Regions from separate parts of the Homo sapiens genome. Here region 2 is linked to region 1. Evidence: chromatin loops called from intact Hi-C (ENCODE). Cell type or tissue: chondrocyte. All regions are shown on one strand. Links, peaks and the distances in the headings refer to the core of each region. The heading gives the core; the rest is flanking DNA.

Evidence for each region. A loop is a pair of places that touch in the nucleus more often than their neighbours do. Peaks named below come from ENCODE experiments on the same cell type or tissue, not always from the same donor. Only the 100,000 strongest peaks of a DNase experiment are listed, where the experiment ranks them.
Region 2: a loop joins it to region 1, with 6 times the contacts of the local background. A loop is called at or near these places in 4 of 110 quality-filtered maps.

What each region holds. Positions count from the first base shown.
Region 1 is chr17:27,711,154-27,714,063 of GRCh38, forward strand. No RefSeq gene overlaps it. Among named protein-coding and RNA genes, the nearest start is that of LGALS9, 81 kb to the left of the region's middle. In chondrocyte, for the core only: no CTCF peak of the experiment used is centred there; no DNase peak of the experiment used is centred there.
Region 2 is chr17:27,659,416-27,662,325 of GRCh38, forward strand. It overlaps the pseudogene NOS2P1. Among named protein-coding and RNA genes, the nearest start is that of LGALS9, 30 kb to the left of the region's middle. In chondrocyte, for the core only: no CTCF peak of the experiment used is centred there; a DNase peak (open chromatin) is centred at 1,176.

The sequences.
Region 1 (2,910 bases), core at 318-2,817:
GCCTGGCCAACATGGTGAAATCCCGTCTCCACGAAAAATACAAAAGTTAGCTGGGTATGGTGGCTGATGCCTGTAATCCCAGCTACTCAGGAGGCTGAGGCAGGAAAACCACTTGAACCTGGGAGACAGAGGTTGCAGTGAGCCAAGATCACACCACTGCACTCCAGCCTGGGTGACAGAGTGAGATTCCATCTCAAAATAAATAAGTAAATAAATAAATAAATAAATAAAGTAACTATTAAATATTTTCAACCTCATCTGAGTACTTAGTCTTGCCTGATGCCTTTTGCTTGCCCAACACTGTTGGCAAGCAATTCTCATTTTCTTCAAGAATTTTACCAAATCTTTTCCTTCTCCCTCTTGACATTCCTGTCGCTTCACCTGATACAGAGGTTCTTAACTCCTACCTCATTGATTTTTTTTTTAGACAGAGTCTTGCTCTGTTGCCCAGGCTGGAGTGCAGTGGCACAACCTTGGCTCACTGCAAGCTCTGCCTCCTGGGTTCATGCCACTCTCCTGCCTCAGCCTCCCAAGCAGCTGGGACTACAGGCAGCCATCACCATGCCTGGCTAATTTTTTGTATTTTTAGTACAGACATGGTCTCACCGTGTTAGCCAGGATTGTCTTGATCTCCTGACCTCGTAATCTGCCTGCCTCAGCCTCCCAAAGTGCAGGGATTACAGGCGTGAGCCACCATGCCTGGCCCTCATTGAGATTTTTAAGGTTTTTGCTTTTTTCTATAAATTGACCTATAGGAGTGAGAGGTGAAGCCAACTGGACTTCCTGGGTCAAGTGGGGACTTGGGGAACTTTTCTGTCTTACAAGAGGATTGTAAAATGCACCAATCAGGAACTTTCCTGTCTTACAAGAAGATTGTAAAATGCACCAATCAGTGCTCTGTAAAACACACCAATCAGCACTCTGTAAAATGCACCAATCAGCACTCTGTAAAACCCACTAATCAGCAGGATTCTAAAAGTAGCCAATCACGGAGAGGATGAGAAAAGGGCACTTTGATAGGACAGAAATGAAACATGGGAGGGGCCAATAAGGGAATAAAAGCTGGCTGCCCAAGCCAGCAGCAGCAACCTGCTTGGGTCCCCTTCCATGCTGTGGAAGCTTTTCCTTTCACTCTTCACAATAAACCCTGCTACCACTCACTCCTTGGGTCCATGCCATCTTTAAGAGGTGTAACACTCACCGTGAAGGTCTGTGGCTCCATTCTTGAAGTCAGCGAGACCATGAACCCACTGGCAGGAACCAACTCTGGACACATCTTGGGGGCTCATCCAGGATATCACCACATGGTGAGTACCATCAGACCCCTTTTGCTTGCTATTCTGTCCTATTTTTCCTTAGAATTTGGGGGCTAAACACCAGGCACCTGTCAGCCAGTTAAAAGCAACCAGCACAGCCACCAGGCTAAAGACACAGGTGTCAGGCTTTCTGGGAAAAGGCTCTCTAACAAACCTGACTCTTCAGAGTTGGGAGCATTGATTTGCCTGGAACCAGCTTCCACTTTTCCTGCACTTCCAGGCTGAGCCAAGGGTCAACAGAGAGGAAAGCCATTCAGCTCTGAGGTCCTGACAAAAAGTTGGTTGACCCTTCAGCCATGAGCAGAACTCATAGTTACATCGGCCGAGTGAGACTTGCCGATCTATACTATCTATCCTGACCCTTGCCTCCTGGGTCCTAATGCCTGTCAGACAAACTTCCTCCCACCTCTTCTCTGAGGCTAGTCCTGATTCTAAAAACCTCTCCTTGTCTCTGGTGCTCTTCTAGTATCTCCTATAAGGATGATTTCTAATATAAACTTTGGGACTCTGTTCCCTTCTTTAGGCACCCAGGCTCACCAATCAGAAAGATATAATTTTTGCCCAAAGCCCTGTTAGGGGGGTACTAGCTGGAATTTTAGGATCCCTCCTAAGACTAGCAGGTCTAACAAAGGCTATTCCCAAAGCTATGATATTGGGAGCCTCAGAAATTACAGACTCCAAAATAGGGGGGATATCCTTTCTATTAATATGATGAGAAGTGAGGACAAAATGTGTCACTCTTCCAACCCTGGAGATCCTTTCCCTCCCTCAGGGTATGGCCTTCTACTCAATTTTGAGGCATATCATCTTTTTAAGACAAGAGTAAGGTCCCCATACCAACAGGGAAAAATGCTAAGGACTTTAACTAACAGGTTTTCAAAAATGCATCAGTAAGGGCCACTAAATCTGACCTTCCTTGGTCCTCTTTGTGAACTAAGAGGAAAGGCAGTGTTTCTGCTGCTGCTTCAGTGAGTGTAACTGTTCCAAACAGCAGGGTCCAGAAACCATTGTGGGTTCTTGGGTGGGGAAAAAAAAAGACCAAAACTGTGGGTGGCTTTTTCTTTCATATGGGAAATACTCAAGCATCAACAAGCTCACCCTTGACATGCATCCTAAGCCATTAGACCTATTTGACCTGCAAACCCTGAAAAATAAGCAGCTTATTTTTTTCTGCACTATGGCCTGGCCCCAGTATTCTCTCTCTGATGGGGAAAACTGACCACCTGAGGGAAGTATAAGTTACAATGCTATCCTGCAGCTTGACCTTTTCTGTAAGAAGGAAGGCAAATGGAGTGAAATACCTTATGTCCAATCTTTCTTTTTATTGAAGGATAATCCACAACTATGCAAAGCTTGCAATTTATATTCCACAAGAGGCCCTTTCAGCTCACCTCCATATCCTAGCCTCCCTACAGCTCCCCTTCCTATTAATGATAAGCCTCCTCTAACCTCCCCCACCCAGAAGGAAACAAGCAAAGAAATCTCTAAGGGACCACAAAATGCCCTGGGCTATTGGTTATGCCCCCTTCAAGCTGTAGAGGGAGGGCAATTTGGCCCAACCCAGGTACATGACCCCTTATCCCTCTCTGTTTTA
Region 2 (2,910 bases), core at 204-2,703, 52 kb before region 1:
GTTCCCTCCCTGTGAAACAGATCTGATAGCACAACCTATCTTGCTGGGTTGGCATGAGCGCTGAATGAAATTGCGCACATATAGTTGGTGCTGTGGCCAGGTGTGGTGGCTCACACCTGTAATCCTAGCACTTTGGGAGGCTGAGGCGGGTGGATCACGAGGTCAGGCATTCAAGACCAGCCTGGCTAACATAGGAAACCCTGTCTCTACTAATAATACAAAAATTAGCTGGGCGTGGTAGTGGGCACCTGTAATCCCAGCTACTTGGGAGGCTGAGGCAGGAGAATCACTTGAATCTGGGAGGCAGAGGTTGCAGTGAGCCGAGATCATGTCACTGCACTGCAGCCTGGGCGACAGTGTAAGACTGTGTCAAAAAAAAAAAGTTGGTGCTGTGCCTGGTAAACATGTTCCCTAAATATTAGGTAAAAATATGAGTATGACGTTATTTCCTCTGACCAGGGTCCTGATGAACCACATCCATCACCCTGCAGTCACAAGGACATGTGTCTCCTCGTCCTCACTTTCTCCTAGATGGTGGCGGACACTGCCAGGCTCTGCCTCTCTGATCCCACTTTTTTTTTTTTTTTTTTGAGATGGAGTCTTTGTCACCCAGGCTGGAGTGCAGTGGAGCAATCTCAGCTCATTGCAACCTCCTCTCCCCGGCTTCAAGCGATTCTCGTGCCTCAGCCTCCCGAGGGGCTGGGATTACAGGTGTGCACCACCATGCCCAACTAATTTATTTTGTATTTTTAGTAAAGATGGGGTTTCACCATGTTGGCCAGGCTGGTCTTGAATTCTTGACCTCAAATGATCCACCCGTTTTGGCTTCCCAAAATACTGGGAATACAGGCGTGAACCACCACGCTCAGCTGATCCCACTTTCTGACTTTGGCCACTGCATTGAGGGGGATACACTGGTGGTGTCATTATCACTGGGGAAACTAAGGCCAGGGAGCCATGCCTGTGGCTGGGACTGTTTCCACAGCTGCTTTCACATAAGATTTTGGCAGCCCACCCTCTCAGCAGGAAGGACAGGGATGACTGTCACTGGCAGGCCCAGGCTCAGCCCCTCAGCCAGATGGGGTGGCCAGAGGATGCCAGGCAGCACTGGCTCCCTGGCCCAGGGCTCACTGCTCTCATCCAGAGCCTCCAGGTGCCCTGTCTGGTGGGGTGTGGGGCCATCCACCACTCGCTCCAGCATGCCTTGGACCAGGGCCAGCTGGTTGCCTGGGCAAACCCCAAGGTGCTCCCTTGGCAGGTAGTTCAGGCCTTGGCCCTCCTCACAAGAGAATTCCACCAGGATGGTGGTGTGGCTGGGTAAGGAAATAGAAGCCTCAGGTGGGCCGGGCGCCATGGCTCATGCCTGTAATCCTAGCACTTTGGGAGGCCAAGGTGGGTGGATCACCTGAGGTCAGGAGTTCAAAACCAGACTGGCCAACATGGTGAAAGCCCTTCTCTACTAAAAATACAAAAATTAGCTGGGCGTGGTGGCAGGCACCTCTAATCCCAGCTACTCGGGAGGCTGAGGCAGGAGAATGGCTTAAGCCCGGGAGGCAGAGGTTGCAGTAAGCCGAGATCACGCCACTGCACTCCAGCCTAGGCAACTGAGTGAGACTCCATCTCAAAAAATAAAAATAAAAAAAGAAGCCTCAGGTGATGTTGCAGGATTTCCTCCAAGGATCCCTGATGGGCAAGAGAGATTCCCCAGGAAATGCACTCTCCTTTCACTTACCTGGCTGGTTCCACAAGCCTGGGCTGCCACCCTGAGCTTGGGAAGCATCCCCACAGCCAGGGGTGCTTGAGAGGGCCCTGGGAGCTTCCCTCTGGGGAGGAGAGGGGCTCACCCCTTCCCAGCAGCCCTCTGAGCCCCCCGAGCACTTGGCCACAGCCTCTGCCTGGAGAAAGCATCCCTCTTGGAGATAATGGACATCAGAAGAAACCTTTCCTTGTCACCAGGACAAATGCTGTTCTTATTAGAACCAAGGCCAATTTTCTTAATGCATGTGGGGAGGACAGCACAGATCAATGAAACCTGCAGATAATCCACAAGGCTTATTTCCCAGAGCTGGGAAATTTCCTTCCCTGCCAACACTTTTCCTGAAAGTTCTTAAGAATGAGTCAAACAGTTTAAGTCTCTCTTGCACTCTCCTTTTAGTGAAAGAGTTCAATGAGGAAGGAGAGGAAGTGGAACAGACGCTTAGAGTCCAAGCTGGAAAAGTGGCCCGTGGTTAACCAAGAGTAGATGTAAAAGCACAGGTGGCCACAGGTTACCAGGTGAGCCAGTCCTACCGATGGCATGGCTGCTAATGCCAGCAGATGCTCCTCTCCTCTCCCTTCAAAGACTGACTTCTTCTGGTCTTTCATTCATTAAAATAAAATCAGTAGAGCATCACCCGAGAAGCCCTGCACTTTCCCTTACCTGGATGTTGGACTCTGTAGCTTCTGCTGAGATTTGAGCCTCGTGGTGAACATGTTATTGGCGTGCATGCTGCTGAGGGCTGTGGAGGACACAGAGACGGTGAAACGGCAAAGTGGCTCTTGAGCGTGGGTGGCAGAAGCCCCCACATGTCTGAGTCAGTGACACCAGAGCACTACCCTTGGGGCATCCTCCTGAGGTGGCTGTTGGGGTTTTCTTTCCTTTCCTTTTATTCCACTGTTTCTGAATCACAAATAAAGGTCCTTGGTCTGATACAGGGCAGCTGGGTTGCTTCTAGGTGTTGGGAAATTCAATTTAGGAACCTAAAATGGAAAGTCCCAGGACATCTCCACAGCTTGGGATCCACAGGAGAGCATCGTTGACATTGGGGATATCTTAAACATGTAGAAACCTTCAGGACTATCTAATCAGGGCACAGGGCACAGCACCTGGGGGTGCAGAGTGGAGAGTTCACCACTACAGCCTGGAATCGC